Regions from separate parts of the Homo sapiens genome. Here region 1 is linked to region 2. Evidence: chromatin loops called from intact Hi-C (ENCODE). Cell type or tissue: heart right ventricle. All regions are shown on one strand. Each heading gives the region's core, and the rest is flanking DNA. Links, peaks and the distances in the headings are about the cores only.

Region 1 (8,829 bases), core at 387-8,386, 120 kb before region 2:
TGGGATGCATCTAACCTTGGTCAAGGGGTCAGGGAAGGCCTCTTTAAGAAGTAAAATTTCCAGTGAAAATGGGAAGGTGGTGGAGATGGAGGGTTAAAGTCCTGTTCATAAGGTGCTTGGGCAGAGAATGGGCTCAATTAGGCTGCAAGAGGGAGGGTGGAGATGATCACAGCTTAGGGTTTGGGCATCTACGCAGTGAGTGCTGCCGACTTAGGCAAGGTGTGCAGGTGCACAGGGGTCTTTTGGGTTGCTTTGATTTGGGGGAAGAAGGGGACACATTTCATGTTTAACCCAGGGGATGTATTGAGATTGAGGGATAGACTAGGTTGAATGGTGCCCCCCAAAAATATGTCTACATCCTAACCCCTGGTGCCTGTGAATGGCGTCTTATTTGAAAATAGGGTTTTTGAGGCCGGGCGCGGTGGCTCACGCCTGTAATCCCAGCACTTTGGGAGGCTGAGGCGGACGGATCACGAGGTCAGGAGATAGAGACCATCCTGGCTAACGAGGTGAAACCGCGTCTCTACTAAAAATACAAAAAAAAATTAGCCGGGTGTGGTGGCGGGTGCCTGTAGTCCCAGCTACTTGGGAGGCTGAGGCAGGAGAATGGCGTGAACCCGGGAGGTGGAGCTTGCAGTGAGCCGAGATTGCGCCACTGCACTCCAGCCTGGACAACAGAGGGAGACTCCGTCTCAAAAAAAAAAAAAAAAAAAAGAAAAGAAAATAGGGTCTTTGTAGTTTCTATTAAGTAAACAATCTCCAGATAAGGCCATCCTGGATTTAGGGTGGGACCTAAATCCAACAACGGGTGTCCTTCTAAGAGACAGAAGAGGAAAAAAGAGTAATAATAAAAAATGGCCAGTGAGCATGGTGGCTCACACCTGTAATCCCAGCACTTTGGGAGGCCAAGGCGGGTGGATCACCTGAGGACAGGAGTTCGAGACCAGCCTGGCCAACATGGTGAAATCCCGTCTCCACTAAAAATATAAAAAATAAGCCAGGCGTGGTGTCGGGTGCCTATAATCCCAGCTACTGAGGAGGCTGAGGCAGGAGAATCATTTGAACCCGGGAGGCAGAGGTTACAGTGAGCCGAGATGATGCCACTGCACTCCAGCCTGGGCAAAAGAGCGAAACTCCATCACCAAAAAAAATAAAAAATAAATAAATAAATAAATTATTTAAAAAAATAAAGAGCCAGATGAGGAGACACAGACACAGAGGAGAAGGCCACATGGAGACGGAGGCAGACTGGAGTGATATAGCCACAAGCCCAGGGATGCCTGGAGCCCCCAGGAGCTGGGAGATGCAGAAAGGATCCTCCCCTAGAGCCTCCAGAAGGAACTGCATACAACTCTAGTAGACTGAACTGTGGTCCCCACAAAGATATATTCACATCCTCATGTCCAGAACCTGGAATGGGAACTTATTTGGAAATAAGGAACTTTGCAAACGTGATTAAGCTAGGGATCTTGAGATGAGATCGCGCTGGAAAAGGGTGGGCCCTAAATCCAATGACCAGTGTACTTCTAAGAGACAGAAGAGGAGACACAGGCACAGATGAGAAGGCCACGTGGAGACAGAGGCAGAGACTGGAGTGCTGTGGCCACAAGCCCAGGGATGCCTGGAGCCCCCAGGAGCCGGGAGAGGCAGGAAGCTTCCTCCCCCAGAGCCTCCAGAGGGAGCACAATCCTGCCTGCACTTTGATTTCAGACTCCTGGTGTCCAGGCCTGGGAGAGCATAAATTTCTGTTGCTTGCGTTCCCCAGTTTATGGTAATTTGAGACAATGGAGCAGGACACTCATATAAGAGTGTTGCTGGATATCTTGGGAAAAATGGACCCTCCAACGGGCAGTAGTTGGCAATGCACCCTTCAGGGCTCCTAAGAAAGGTCTAAACTAGATGTGTGCTTTGAGACCCAAAGCCTTAAGATGATAACTGAAGTCACAGGCACAGATGAGATCACCCTTCTAATTTATTTAATGCAATGTTTTTCTTTTAACTTTCAGCAGTCCCATATAAAGCTCTTCCTTCCTCTTTCTCTTTTATTGTAACATCCTATTTTTGTGGATGGAGACAATATCCTCTCCAACTCTTCAAAAAAGATGTCTCAAAGTGAGATTTTTTGTTTTCTCTTATATTTCCCTTTTGGATTTTCTTGTTTTGTTTTGCTTTTGTTTTTGTTTTTGAGACAGGATCTTGTTCTGTCGCCCAGGCTGGAGTGCAGTGGCGCAATCTTAGCTCAGTGCAGCCTTGAACTCCCAGGCTCAAGCAATCCTCCCACCTCAGCCTCCTGAGTAGCTGGGACTAAGGTGTGTGCCACCACACTCAGCTAATTTTTGTATTTTTTGTAGAGATAGGGTCTCCCTATGTTGCCCAGGCTGGTCTCAAACTTCTGGGCTCAAGCAATCTTCCCACTCGACCTCCCAAAGTTTGAGTCACAGCGCACATGACCCCCTTTTGCTTTTAATCTTCTCTTAGGTTCTCCGAATGATCTGTCATTTCTGGGACCACATGTCTTTACTTCCATTAAGCTCTCCCACAGTTTCACTGATAGCTAGATGCCAGATTCATGGTGGTTTTCCTAAGAATGACACATCAGAAAGAGTGCCTCAGGTTTCTTCGGTGTAAATGATGCTGGGGGACAGCACTATCCTGGAGTGCCACCACCCCGCTGTCTTCTGTAGCTCTCTCCTACCCAGTGCCTGCCTTTTCATTTCCTTCTATTTCTTTACAAAGAAAACCCTACTGGTGAAAGCTTGCATCCTCCCAAAATTCCCGTGTTGAATCCTCATCCCCAAGGTGATGATGTTAGCAGGTGGGGCCTTTGGGAGGTGTTGAGGTCATGAGGGTGGAGCCTCATGAATGGGATCAATGTCCTTATTAAAGGGACCCTAGAGAGCTCCCTCACCCTTTCCACCATGTGAGGACACAGTGAGAAGGCGCCGTCTATGAACCAGGAAGCCCTCACCAGACACCGAATGTGCCACGCCTTGATCTGTGACTCCCAGCCTCCAGAACTGGGAGCAATAAATGTCTGTTTAAGCCCCCCAGTCTATGATACAGACACTCCTCAACTTACAATGATGACATTACACCCCATAAACCCTTTGTAAGTTGAAAATATGGTAAGTCAAAAATGCATCGAATACACCTAACTTACGAACATCACAGCTTAGCCCAGCCTGCCCTAAACGTGCTCGCAACATTTACATTAGCCTACAACTGGGCAAAATCACCTAACGTGAAGCCTAGTTTACAATCAAGTATTGAATGCCTCATGTAATTTACTGAATACTGCACTGCAAGTTAAAAACAGAACAGTTGCATGGGTACTCGAAGCGCGGGTTCCACGGACTGTGTCTTTCTCACCATCGTAAAATCAAAAAATCTTCAATCGAACTATCCTAACTCAAACTACCATAACTCAAACCATCATAAATGGAATCATCATAAATTAGGGATCTTCTTTATAAGACAGACTTTTTTTTGTTTGGCTGGACGCGGTGGCTCACAACTGTAATCCCAGCTCTTCGGGAGGCCGAGGGAGGCGGATCACTTGAGGTCAGGAGTTTGAGACCAGCCTGGCCAACAAGGCAAAACTCTGTCCCTACTAAAAAAACAAAAAATAGCCAAGCATGGTGGCATGTGCCTGTAATCCCACCTACTTGAGAGGCTGAGGCACGAGAATCACTTGAACCCGGGAGGTGGAGGTTGGGGTGAGCCAAGATTGCATCACTGCACTCCAGCCTGGGCGACAGAGCAAGACTGTCTCAAAAACAAACAAACAGAACAAACAAACAGACAAACAAACAAAAAGCTACCTACTCACCAGGCACAGTGGCTCATGCCTGTAATCCCAACACTTTGGGAGGCCGAGGCAGGAGGATTATTTGAGGCCAGAAGTCTGAGACCAGCTTGGATAATACGGCAAACCATCCCCACACCCCCATGTCTACTAAAAATACAAAAAATTAACCAAGTATGGTGGTATGTGCCTGTAGTCTCAGCTACTCGGGAAGGCGCGGCACGAGGACTGCTTGAGCCCAGGAGGTGAAGGCTGCAGTCAGCTATGATTACGCCACTGCACTCCAGCCTGGGTGACAAAGCAACACCCAGTTTCTAAAAAAAATAGAAAGAAGTCACTTGCTCTATCTTCACCATCCTGCTATTAAATTGGAGACCTGCTTCCTGCACACTCTGTTACTCCTTTATCTCCTGGGTCACTAATCTGAGAACAATCCTACTTCTTACTTTCCTTATCACCAGGCAATGTTTGTTTTCATTAATCACAATGTCCTTTTTTTTTTCTTTTTTTTTTAAGATGCGGTCTCACTCTGTCACCCAGGCTGGAGTAGAGTGGTGTGATTATGGCTCACTGCAGTTCCAACTTCCAGGCTCAGGCGATCGTCCTGCGTCAGCCTCCTGAGTAGCTGGGACCACAGGTGCTCGTCGCCATGCCCGGCTACACTTTTTTGTTTTTGTTTTTGTAGAGACAGGTTCTTACTGTGTCGCCTAGGCTGGCGTTGACCTCCCAGGCTCAAGCAGTCCTCCCGCCTCGGCCGCGCAAAATGCTGGGATGACAGGCATGGGCAACCGCACACAGCCATGAATCACCATGTTTTCTTTACACAGTCTGGGAACCCCAGCTGAGAGTCACACAGAACATGCTTTCTGGAACAAGGGCATCCCAAGGGAACAATTGACAAAATCGCCTTTTGGAGCACACACAGGTCTACCCAGGGGCACTCTCTGTTCTGCTCACTCAACAAGAACACCAGGCAGCCAGCTAGGGAACAGAGGATTCCTTTCCCACACAATGCGGCCATTCTTTCCTGAGCAGGTGGGTGGGCCAGCCGCTTAGTTTCATCTGAACATTTGCCAACATCCAAAGAATTAGAGTGTTTTCAGCAGCCTTAAGCGTTGTCATGAAATCAGCCAAAAACCTGTGATGCGTATGGCTGGGTGTACAACTACGGATCTTGTAGTGACTATCGTATATGCTGGCATACCACAGAGCCACAGACGCAGGAAGAAATGCAAAGCATCCTACTGAAAAAACTCACCAACTACATAGAAAGAAGCAATTTTTCTCTTTTTCTCTTTTTTATTTTTAGAGAGATGGGGTTTTGCTGTGTTGCCCAGGCTGGTCTCGAACTCCTGGGCCTTGAAAGGTGAGAGTGATCCTCCCACCTCGGCCTCCCAAAATGGTGCAATTACAGGCATGAGCCACCGTGTCCAGAAAAAGAAGTAGGTTTTCACTTTTTGTTGTTGTTGTTGTTGTTTTGTTTTTGTCTTTGTGGTTTTTTCTACATGTGTTTTGTTTTTTGTTTTTGTGTGTGTGTGTATTTTTTGAGACAGGGTCTCACTGCCGCTCAGGCTGGAGTGCAGTGGCATACACAGTGGTGTGATCTCGGCTCACTGCAACCTCCGCCTTCCGGGTTGAAGCGATTTTCGTGTCTCAGCCTCCCGAGTAGCTGGGATTACAGATGCCCGCCACCACACACCCGGCTAATTTTTGTAGTTTTGGTAGAGACAGAGTTTCACCATGTTGGCCAGGCTGGTCTCAAACTCCTGACTTCAAGTGATCCGCCCACCTCAGCTTCCCAAAGTGCTGGGATTACAGATGTGAGCCACCCCACCCAACCAGGTTTTCACTTTTAGAGAGGTGGAGAATCTATCCCAGACCACACACTCGCCCACCATCCCACAACTTCCAAAATTCTTTTTTTTTTTTTTTTGAGATGGAGTCTCGCTCTGTCACAGATGTGTGCCACCACGCCCAGCTAATTTTTATTTTATTTTTTTTTTTGAGACAGAGTGTCACTCTGTCGCCCAGGCTGGAGTACAGCGGCACCATCTCGGTTCACTGCAATCTCTGCCTCCCAGGTTCAAGCAATTCTCCTGCCTCAGCTTCCCAAGCAGCTGGGACTACAGGCGTGCACCACTACGCCCGGCTAATTTTTTGCATTTTAGGAGAGACGGGGTTTCACCATGTTGCCCAGGCTGGTCTCAAACTCCTAAGCTCAGGCAATCCACCCACCTCAGCCTCCCAAAGTGCTGGGATTACAGGCGGGAGCCACCGTGCCCGGCATTTTTTAAAGTTTTTCTTTTTCTTTTCTTTTTTTGAGGTGGAGTCTCACTCTGTCACCCAGGCTGGAGTGCAGTGGCACAATCTCAGCTCACTGCAACCACCGCCTGCCGGGTTCAAGTGATTCTCTCACGTCAGCCTCCCAAGTAGCTGGGATTACAAGCACCTGCCACCACGCCCAGCTATTTTTTTGTATTTTTAGTAGAGACGGGGTTTCACCATTATGGCCAGGATGGTCTCAAACTCCTGACCTCAGGTGATCCACCCGCCTTGGCCTCCCAAAGTGCTGGGATGACAGGAGTGAGCCACGGCGCCCAGCCAGGGTTTCACTCTTAAAGAGGTAGAGAATCTCCATCCCAGGTCACACACTTGCCCACCATCCCACAACTTCCAAAGTTCTAAATGAGCATCAGAAACACTACAGCCAAATGGCACAATTTCAATTGAGAATGCTTTCAGTGCAACCTTCCTGTTTATTTTTACTTTTCCCTTTGAAGGAAGACAAGCTCCCGGAACTCACACAGCTGTCCTGAAATGCATCGTATTTAAGGACATGCCTCTGTAGCAGGTGGCGGCTGCCTTGTTTTCTGCACTTATTTCTGTGGCTTTTTGGGTGAAGAGGAGACTGGGAGTGTTGATTACACAGAGGAGGAAGCTGGAGCTAAAACAGCACCAGCTGAGTAAGAGAAACTTAAAAAAAAGCAGAGCTCAATCAGAGCCTAATAGTCACAAGCTATGAACACATCAGACTACAAAAAACCAAAATTAGGCGGTGACCTTTGAAGGTCAAAAGGGATGGAGTTTCCTAACAGTTTTCCTCGGTTACAATTCTACTTCTTCTAGGACCCTCTGGCTTGTGACAGCCAAAGCACCAGCTCAGAATCTGTATCAAAATACAATGTTTCAGGAAATTCCAGAAACCTAAAACGAGTGGAAAAAACGAAAGAAAAACCAGAGCAAAACGCAATGTAACTGAAAACAGGAAGTTAACGGAGAAACATAAAGGAAACCCTAAGCTGTTTCTTTGCAAAGACTGATGAAATTGATAAACCAGAATCTATTCTCAAAATAAAATCCTAACCTATTTAAGGATAAACTAAACAAAAGCCTTAATACATAAAATCACGTCCAACAACAACTATTTGTATTCAACTATCCAGGGAATATTTTGAGTCGTTACTGATTTTTTTTCTATGTTTTTCTTTTACTTTTTTCTTCTCTTTTTTTTTCCTTCTTCTTTCTCTTTTTTCTTTTCTTTCTTTTCTTTCATGGTCTCACTCTGTCACCCAGGCTGGAGTACAATGGTGCAATCATAGCTCACTTCGACCTCGACCTCTTGGGCTCAAGTGATCCTCCCACCTCGGCCTCCCAAGTTGCTGGGACTACAGGCACGTGCCACCACGCCCAGCTAATTGTTTGTTGTTGTTGTTGTTGTTGTTTGTAGAGACAGGTTTTCACCATGTTGCCGAGGCTAGAGGCTAGTCTCGAACCCCTGGCCTCAAGCGCTCCACCCACCTCAACCTCCCAAAGTGTTGGGGGATTACAGGTGTTCAGCCACCAAGCCCAGCCCGAAAATCAATGAAGTTGACAAGACACAATCTGTTTTCAAAAGAAAATACTAAACTGTTTAAGGACGAACTAAAGAAAAGCTTTAATAAACAAAATCATTCTATTCCAGTGTCCAGGGAATATTTTGAGTCATTATGGACTTTTTTTCTATATAAATTATTTTTTTCTTCTGTTTTCTTTCTTCATCTTTTATTTCCTTTTCTTTTTTTCCTTTTCTTTCTTTTCTTTCAGAATGTTGCTCTGTCACTAAGGCTGGAGTGCAGTGGCGCCATCATAGCTCACTGCAGCCTCCAACTCCTGGGCTCAAATGATCCTCCTGCCTCAGCCTCCTGAACAGCTGGGATTATAGGTATGCGCCACCACACACGGCTGATTTTATTTTTTGTAAAGACAAGGTCTCACTATGTTGTCCAGGCTAGTCTAGAACTGCTAGCCTCAAATGATTCTCCCTCCTTGACCTCCCAAAGCACTAGGATTATAGGCGTGAGCCACTGTGTGTCGCCTACTTTTTCTGAAGGTGTCATTGTAAACAAAATCAACCAGCCCATGAAGAGGAAATTCTAGACAAGTTGCTTTCTCAGCACCTTTTGATTTTTGGAATCTCATCCAAGCTGGATTTTGCGATCTTTGAAGAATAATTCCCTATGACATTGTCTCCAACCATAAGCTAGTTCTGTCAGCGGCATCTGAACCAGAGCAACTCCATCTTGAAGAGGAGCTGGGTAAAATGAAGCTGAAGCCTGTTGGGCTGCATGCCCAGATGGTTAAGGCATTCTAAGTCACGGGATGAGATAGGAGGTCAGCACAAGATGCCGGTCATAAGGAGCTTGCTGATAAAACAGGTTGCGGTAAAGAAGCTGGCCAAATCCCACCCAAACCAAGATGGTGACAAGAGTGACCTCTGGTTGTCCTCACTGCTACACTCCCATCAGCGCCATGACAGTTTACAAATGCCACGGCAACGTCAGGAAGTTACCCTATTTGGTCTAAAAAGGGGAGGCACGAATAATTCACCTTTCGTTTACCATATAATCAAGAAATAGCCATAAAAATGGGCAACCAGCAGCCCTCGAAGCCACTCTGTCTATGGAGGAGCCATTCTTTTATTCCTCTACTTTCTCAATAAACTTGCTTTCACTTTACTCTATGGATTTGCCTTGAATTTTTTCTTG
Region 2 (8,829 bases), core at 247-8,246:
GTCCATGAGTACCCAATGTTTACTTCCCACTTTATAAGTGAGAATATGCCCCATATTTGGTTCCTGAATTAATTTGCTTAGAATAATGGCCTCCAGCTGCATCTTTGTTGCTACGAAGGACATGATTTTATTCTTTCTTATGGCTGTGTAGTAGTCCATGGTGTATATGTACCACATTTTCCTTATCCACTCCACATGGATGGGCACCGGGGTTGATTCCGTGTCTTTGCTATTGTGAATAGAGCTGCAATGAACATGTGCGTGCAGGTGTCTTTATGTTAGAAGAATGTATTTGTCCTTGGGTATATAAACAGTAATGGGATTGCTGGGTCGAATGCTAGTTCTGAGTTCCTTGAGAACTCTCCAAACTGCTTTTCACTGCAGCGGAGTTAATTTACATCTGTCAGGCCTCTGAGCCCAAGCTAAGCCATCATATCCCCCGTGACCTGCACTTATACATCCAGATGGCCTGAAGTAACTGAAGAATCACAAAAGAAGTGAAAATGTTCCTGCCTTAACTGATGACATTACCTTGTGAAATTCCTTCTCCTGTCTCATCCTGGCTCAAAAGATCCCCCACTGAGCACCTTGTGACCCCCACCCCTGCCAGCCAGAGAACAACCCCCTTTGACTGTAATTTTCCACTACCTACCCAAATCCTATAAAACGGCCCCACCCCTGTCTCCCTTTGCTGACTCTTTTCAGACTCAGCCTGCCTGCACCCAGGTGATTAAAAAGCTTTACTGCTCACACAAAGCCTGTTTGGTGGTCTCTTCACATGGACGTGTGTGAAAACATTCCCATCAGGAGTGTATTTCTGTGTTTAGCATCCATGCTTTGAGTTTGCCAGAAGATGTTGGATTTGATTGTACCCTGGGAGTAGTGGCGCATGTGTCTCATTCTTCCACTTTCAAGTTGTTCATTGGAGCTGGAGTTTTACACTAGGCAGTGATGACTGAGGACCCCCAGATGAATCTTGGAATTTGATCTCAGAATGTGGCAGAGGCTACATCCCCATGACCCAGCAGGAAGAACATGCCTCCTGCATCCCACGGCTGAGGAGAAAGTGGCTTTTACAGATAGTTACAGGCACCAATGGTTCTACTTCCCTGAAAAGCTGTGTATTTTTTCCATGTGGTTCTGAAGTATAGTTGCTGGAGGATTTGCGTAGACCGAAATGTAGGCTTGGTGCAAACATAATTGCAGTTTTTGCCATTAAAAGTAATGGCCAGACTGGGCGCAGTGGCTCATGCCTGTAATCTCAGAGATTTGGGAAGCCAAGGTGGGCGGATCACTTGGGGTCAGGAGTTCGAGACCAGCCTGGTCAACATGGTGAAACCTCATCTGTACTAAAAATACAAAAAATAGCTGGGCACGGTGGTGCGTGCCTGTGGTGCCAGCTACTTGGGGGGCCGAGGCATGAGAATCGCTTGAGCCCAGGAGGCAGAGGCTGCAGTGAGCCGAAATTATGGCACTGCACTCCAGCCTGGGCAACAGAGCGGGACTCCATTTTACACACACACACACACACACACACACAAAACCGCAATCACTTTTGCACCAACCTAGTATAATTGGGGAATTCCTGGTTACTTTTTTATTCCACGAAAAAGCCTGTTCCCACTGGGGCAATGTGCCAGAGGAAGGGCAGGTTAGAACTGTAAAGCTTCAAGAAGACCCCCTATATCCTGTGAGTGTCCTTGGTATTCATTCTGCAGGCCATTATCAGTCTTGAGGGGGCTGCTACAACATTCTATGGAATGAGAGAGCATTGCTGTGTCAGGAAGTACATACTATTTTTTTCTGCCTCTTTCTCTACCTTAAAAGGATATGCTCAGAATGAGTTGAAATATGGCCATTTTTTCCCCTGAAATCGAGAGCCAGTTGTTGACTTGGAATCATTCAATGTCTCCATTTGTTTTGGGTTAGATTGTTTGAATGGAGGATTCTACTACCAAACACTCATAAGATGGCTTTGAGCAGAAACAAGGCTGATCAGCCGGTATGTACACAATTCTTGGCTTTACAATATTTCTTGGGACATTCTTGGGCTTAAAATATGGCCACACCTCTGCAGTGGTAGGTCAAACAGCCTCTGTCCCAGACCTAAGCTCTCTGGATGCCACACCCCAGACTGGGACTCCCAATCTCATGGTTCACGCTGGCAATGCCTGACCCAGGACATTATCTTGCCATTGAGACCAGGGTCCTTCTCCTTGGACAGTTCCTGTAACTGTTATTGAGTATTTTGAACAGCATTGAATATTTTGTTGAATACTGAATATTTATTGAATATATTGAATATCTTGAATAACAGTCCAAGCAGAAATAAGTATCGGGACACTTTGTTCTCGTTGACAGTCTCAGGTTTCAGTTCTGGCCATATGAGTCTTGGGTGGTTCATTATTGTGAAGACTCCACAAAGTAAGATGGGTGTATGGTGAAGAATAATCAAAGGTAAATAAAGGCACCATCTCGAAGTGGACTTGCCATGTTGCATGGAAGCATGAATGTGTTGAGTCTTTTGTTGTTGAAAATGGTTCTAGGCTGGGCACAGTGGCTCACGCCTATAATCCCAGCACTCTGGGAGGCTGAATGTGTTGAGTCTTCTGTTGTTGAAAATGGTTCTAGGCTGGGCACAGGGGCTCACGCCTATGATCCCAGCACTTTGGGAGGCCGAATGTGTTGACTCTTTTGTTGTTGAAAATGGTTCTAGGCTGGGCACAGTGGCTCACGCCTATAATCCCAGCACTTTGGGAGGCCAAGGTGGGTGGATCACCTAAGGTCAGGAGTTCGAGACCAGCCTGGCCAACATGGCAAAACTGCATCTCTACTAAAAATACAAAAATTAGCTGGGCATTGTGGTGGGCGCCTGTAATCCCAGCTACTGAGGACGCTGAGGCAGGGAGAATGGCTTGAACCTGGGAGGCGGAGGTTGGGCAGCAGAGCCTCGGGAGGGGAGGAGGGGAGGCGAGAGGGGGAGGGGAGAGGGGAGGAGAGTTCTAGCATCCCCAAGTCTGCCCTTGAGAATGTGGTTTGAGAAGGGAGGTGGATTCTTTCAGTGGTGTTCACAGAGCAATTGAAACTTTAGATTTCTCAGAGTGAGCTAGTTTACTAAAGCCTACATATCTGAAAACATAAACACTTCTTCATTAAGGGTGCCCTTTAAGCCAGAAACAAACTCAACCACCAACCACCAAACCCACAAATGAGACAAAACCAAACCAAACCAAAAATCCAACAAATAAACAAACAAAAAACTTTCCCTGAGACAAACCACAGAACTTTATTTTGGGAAAAGAAAACATTTTTTTGTTGGTCAAACTATCAGCTCCTATGAAATACTCTTAGAGATGTTTATCCTGAGCTAGTTTTTTTTGTGGGGAGGTGCTGTTTACATGCTATGTTAAAAATAACACGCAAAAATTCACGAGACATTGATGATGATGATGGTTATACAAATAACGAGAATAATGATATTGGCATACATCATGTGAGTGGAAAAAAAAAGTTGATGGTGGTGATGACAATACGATCGAAACTGCTTTTGCTCCGTGGAAAGCCCTTTGAGATGGGGACCTGGCTGTGCAGTTTGCGGTGTATTTGCCTAAAACGCCATCTGGCTGCTACGTAGAGGAAGAACACTGTTTGCTTTTCTGGCCTTTGTTTTCATAATTCTTCAATTTCTCTTTATGCTCCTAAAAATTCTACATAATCCCATTTCGAACATTGCATTCATTCTCTTTTTTTTTCTCTTAGAAAACAATAAGGGTTTTCATTAAGAAGTAAGTCATAAGACTGCAAGAGAACAAATAAAACTCTTAAGAGGTCTCCCTCCCTCCCTCTCTCTCTGCAGGCTGGGGGTGGAGGATTCAAACGAAATTTTGCTTGAGAAAGTAGCCTGCTCGCTTCAGAAAATTGAATATTTTATTCAAAAAAGGTTAATTTTGCAGAACCAATTTGGCACACCTTTACATCATTCACACTACCTTCCCTGCCCCGTTATTTAGAGAACTCTAAGAAACATAATCTATACATGCACACAAAGTTGGGAACAGTAGATACTAGGGAATACTAGAGGGTGGAGAGATGGAGGGGCCAGGGCTGAAACACTACCTGTGGGGTGCTATGCTCAGTACCTGGGTGATGGGATCATCTGCATTCCAAACCTCAGTGTCACATGATATACCCATGAAACAAACCTGTACCTGTACCACTCAAATCTAAAATAAAAGGTAAAATTATATATAAAAAAGGAATATGATCCACAGAATGTATCAGACAAAAGGTGTTTGTTATGGTGGCTAATACACTTGGGGTTCAGAAAGTCAGTGGTGGCCACACACGGTGGCTCATGCCTGTAATACTAGTGCTTTGGGAGGCTGAGGCGGGAGGATCATGTGAAGCCAGGAGATCGAGACCTCTCTGCTACAAAAAGTAAACAAACAAAAATTGGCTGGGTGTGGTTATGCATGCTTGTGGTCCCAGCTACTTGGGAGACTGAGGTAGGAGGATCACCTGAGCCCAGGAGGTCAAGGCTACAGTGAGCTATGATTGCACCACCACACTCCAGCCCAGGCAACAGAGCAAGACCATGTCTCTTAAAATTTTTTTTTTAAAGAAAAAAAGAAAGTTGGTGGGGACGTGAATTCTAGAACTTTCTCTCCTCAAATATTTAGAACAGGTTGACATGGTACACAACGTTCTTAAAAGAGCTTAGCAAGAGGACGGAGGCTCAGCATTTGAAGGAAGCTGAGTGAGACAGATTAACTAATAAACAAGTCAAGTCACCAGTTAAGAATTGGTCCAGGCATAGTTGCTCATGCCTATAGTACCAGCACTTTGGGAGGCCAAGGCAGGAGGATCACGGGAGCTCAGGAGTTTAAGACCAGCCTGAGCACCATAGGAAGTCTTCATTTCTACAAATAATTAGCCCGGAATGGTGGCACAAACCTGTGGCCCCACCTACTCGGGGGGCTGAGGCGGGAGGATCGCTTGAGCCTGGGAAGTGCAGTGGCGTGATCATAGCTCACTGCAGCCTCCACTTCCCAGGCTGAAGCGATCCTCCCTGTGTCCTCACATGGTCATCCCTCTGTGTGTGGCTGTATCCTTTTATTTTCTTGAAGACAGGGTCTCGCTCTGGCCCAGCAAAGAGTGCAGTGGTGCGATCATAGCTCACTGCATCCTGGACCTCCTGGGCTCAAGCGATCCTCCTACCTCAGCCTCCTGAGTGGCTGGGACCACAGGCGTACACCACTACACCTAGCTAATATATATATGTTTTCTAGATACAGAGTCTCCTTATGTTGCCCAGGCTGGTCTCAAATTCCTGGCCTCAAGCAATCCTCCCGTCTCAGTCTCCCAAGTAGTCGGGTCTACCAGCACGCACCACCATGCCCAGGTAATTTTAAAACTTTTTGCGGCTGGGTGCGGTGGCTCATGCCTGTAATCCCAGAACTTTGGGAGGCCGAGGCAGGCAGATCACTGAGGTCAGGAGTTAAAGACCAGCCTGGCCAACATGGTGAAACCCCGTCTCTGCTATATATACAAAAATTAACCAGGCGTGGTAGAGGGCGCCTGTAGTCCCAGGTACTCGGGAGGCTGAGGCAGGAGAATCGCTTGAACCCGGGAGGCAGAGGTTGCAGTGAGCCGAGATTGTGCCACTGCACTCCAGCCTGGGTGATAGAGGGAGACTCCGTCTCAAAAAAAAAAAAAAAGAAAAAAAAAATCAAAAACTTTGTAGAGACAGTCTTGCTATGTTGCCCAGGCTGGTCTCGAACTCTTGGCCTCAATGTATCCTCTCGCCTGGGCCTCCCAAAGTGCTGGGATTACAGCACTTGGCTCCAGCTTGACCTTTGTTGGTAGAACTACTCAGAAAATATGACCGATTTAGAAATTGGGTGGTGCCAAGTAAACCCCACCCAAACCTATCCCCGCACCAGTTCTCATCTACCTTTTTCGCGTGTTGGGGAACTAGCAAGGCAGGGGCTGCCGCTCGCGGGGGCTTGGCCTCCCTCACGCAGCTCAGCCTCTGAGCGCAAGGCACAGGGCTCTCGCGCTACGGCCGCCACCCGCCCCGAGGCCCCGGTCCCCTCCCCTCACCGCCGCACCAGGACAGCGCGGCCAAGAGCCGGGCCTTTCGGGGGCTGGTGCGGACGTGGCCAGAGATGCCCGAGGAGAAGCAAGAGACCATGGGTATGCGGCGGTCACGGGCCTCTCCGGCCCGGGAGACGGACGTTATGGCTGGCAGCGTCTCGATACCAAATGTTTCCAGACCATATGCTTGCCGCTTCCCGCACTTGGAAAGACCAATCGTTAGGCCCGAGGATGCAAGACCCACCCACTTTGCGATGGAGGCAGCCAATCCAGTTGCTCGTTACTTCCAGTGTCGCAGGCGCCCTTACGAAAGATCCTGTCCAATCGCTACCGGGAACGTCCTCCTAGTCCCGCCTCAGGGCCATCGCAGAGGCTGTCAATGCCGTCTGACCCCTTTACCCCATTGGCGTACTTCCTTCCGACACCATGACATGCACAGCACCAGGCCGGGGCGGGTCAATGGCGGTGGCGGAAACGGCGGGCCACTGCGCGGGAACGGGTTACGCGGCTGACGTCCGCCGCAGCAGCCGCTGGGTCCTGGAGGCAGAAGCCTCCCTGAGAAGCGCACAATAGGCAGGGCGCGGTGGCTCACGCCTGTAATCCCAGCACTTTGGGAGGCTCAGGCGGGCGGATCACAAGGTCAGGAGATCGAGACCATCCTGGCTAACACGGTGAAACCCCGTCTCTACTAAAACTACAAAAAATTAGCCGGGCATGGTGGCGGGCGCCTATGGTCCCAGCTACTCGGGAGGTTGAGGCAGGAGAATGGCATGAACCCGGGAGGCAGAGCTTGCAGTGAGCCGAGATCGCGCCACTGCACTCCAGCCTGGGCGACAGAGCAAGACTCCGTCTCCAAAAAAAAAGAGAGAAGCGCACAATGGACCAAGGGCTCTTGCCGGAGAGGCGCCGCCGCCGAACCCGCAGCCAGACGCCCCTCAGTAGCGCCCGCAGCGGGTGCCGCGGCTCTCGCCTAAACCATGGGCGCACCCGAGGGGCGGGCTCGCCTCCCGTCGGCCCTCACAGCTCGGCTGGGCTCGGAGTCCGCTCCGCCGTCGCCTTCCCGCTGGGGCCGGGAAACGCAGCCGCGGAGCCGCACAGCCCTTGCAGCCGGATGAGAGGCCCCGCTGGCCTCAGGACGGTGGTCGGGGCGGCGGGCGGGGGCATTCGTGCAGCCTTGTGGCCTGCAGGCGCTCCCCGTCGGCAAAGCTGCGCCGCAGGCCTCGGGGCGGGCCTAGGGGCCAATAGGGGGCTCCGGGGTGGGCCTGGAGGCCTGAGGCCACCGGGGGTCCCCGGGCAGGTGATGGGGGCTTGCGGAGCGGGGGCGCCGACCTCTGACCCACGAGAGGGGCGCCTTCGCGGTGCTGGTCGTAGTTATTCTCAGCGTCCCTATTATCCGATTTGAAATGAGAGCAGGCGGCTCTCGGGCTCCGAGCCGGAGGGGGCGGGCGAACTGGGAGCAATGTGTACATTCCACGCCTAGAACCCTGCCGCTGGGCAAATGGAGGCCCGTGTCCCTGCGGTCGCTGCCTGGGAGGGCGCACGAGGTCCCCCAGGCGAGGTGACCCACAGGAGGTTTTGTGACATTGGGCGGCCCAGTCCTGGGGGTGGTGTGTGCTAGTGGTGGAGGGCGGCCTCCTAGAGGAGCCGTCAGCCTTCCAGGGAAGGCACCTGGCCGGTCGGGGAGACTCCCCGGGGCTGCGGGGGAAGCTCCACCTCCTCGAGCGCCCCCCGGGGAGACCCAGGACGCAGGGGTAGCCCTGCGCGGAGTTCTTGGTGGCTCCAGGTGACGCTGTCATAGGACAAAGGGCCCCGGGTGCCGACCTCCTGTGGAGGGCCCTGCCCCGCTGCGGCTGAGGAGGTCGGCACCCGGGGCCCTTTGTCCTATGACAGCGTCACCTGGAGCCACCAAGAACTGGAAGAGGCAGGAAGGAACACCCCCTAGAGCCTCCAGGGGGAGTCCAGCCCTGCCCACAACTTGATCTCAGATTCCTGGTTTCCAATACTGGAAAGAATAAACTTCTGTTACTTTCAGCCACCCAAATTGTGGTTATTTGCTTCAGCATCCATAGGAATTTAAAAACTAAGAGGTATGAATTTTATGTTGCTGCCAAAAGGCTTTTTCTAGGACAAGTAGATATTTAACCTAGATAGTTGTAGCCTTTTCTCGTCTTCATTGGGATCAGAACTCAGTTGATGGCCTCTGTCCTCCTATCTCAATGTTGATTTTACTTTCTCTTTAATCCTGTTCTAAAGCAGTGACCCTTTTAATATTGCTTAAGTAAATATCAATGTTTTTCTGGTCAGTGTGAGACCAGAAACCTTTTTACTTTGGGTCTGAGAAGGAGAAGTATTTTCCCTCCTTCTCCTCTTTTTAGAGATGGGGTCTCTCCGCTGCCCAGGCTACAGTGCAGTGGCATAATCCTAGCTCACTGCATCCTCAAACTCCTGGGCTCAAGTGATCTTCCGGCCTCAGCTTGCTGAAAAGCTGAAACCACAGGTGTGTGCCACTATGCCCTACATATATATATTTTAACTTATTTGTAGAAATGAGGTTTCACTATGTTGCCCAGGCTCGTCTCAGACCTCTGATCTCAAGTGTTCCTCCTCTTTGGCCTCCCAAAGCACTGGGATTACAGGTGTGAGCCACCATGCTTTGGCATGGTGGGGTATGCAGTAGGAGAGCAGGGGTGGTGGTAGTGTCTCCATATGTACTCTCACTAAAACTGGTGTGGG

The links. Peaks named below come from ENCODE experiments on the same cell type or tissue, not always from the same donor. Only the 100,000 strongest peaks of a DNase experiment are listed, where the experiment ranks them.
Region 1: a loop joins it to region 2, with 2.6 times the contacts of the local background. A loop is called at or near these places in 3 of 110 quality-filtered maps.

The regions. Positions count from the first base shown.
Region 1 is chrX:3,693,246-3,702,074 of GRCh38, forward strand. The region is part of intron 1 of PRKX (protein kinase cAMP-dependent X-linked catalytic subunit); the gene reads right to left. Among named protein-coding and RNA genes, the nearest start is that of PRKX, 16 kb to the right of the region's middle. RefSeq lists a silencer at 2,363-2,657 and enhancers at 6,833-6,902, 8,737-8,829. In heart right ventricle, for the core only: no CTCF peak of the experiment used is centred there; DNase peaks (open chromatin) are centred at 4,696 and 6,622; H3K4me3 peaks cover 1,592 bases; H3K27ac peaks cover 3,269 bases.
Region 2 is chrX:3,808,574-3,817,402 of GRCh38, forward strand. No RefSeq gene overlaps it. Among named protein-coding and RNA genes, the nearest start is that of TRI-GAT1-1, 25 kb to the right of the region's middle. RefSeq lists silencers at 3,131-3,200, 5,986-6,155, 6,586-6,665, 7,026-7,505, 7,796-7,935 and an enhancer at 6,336-6,385. In heart right ventricle, for the core only: a CTCF peak has its summit at 3,625; DNase peaks (open chromatin) are centred at 6,428, 7,188, 7,528 and 7,958; H3K4me3 peaks cover 2,771 bases; H3K27ac peaks cover 2,537 bases.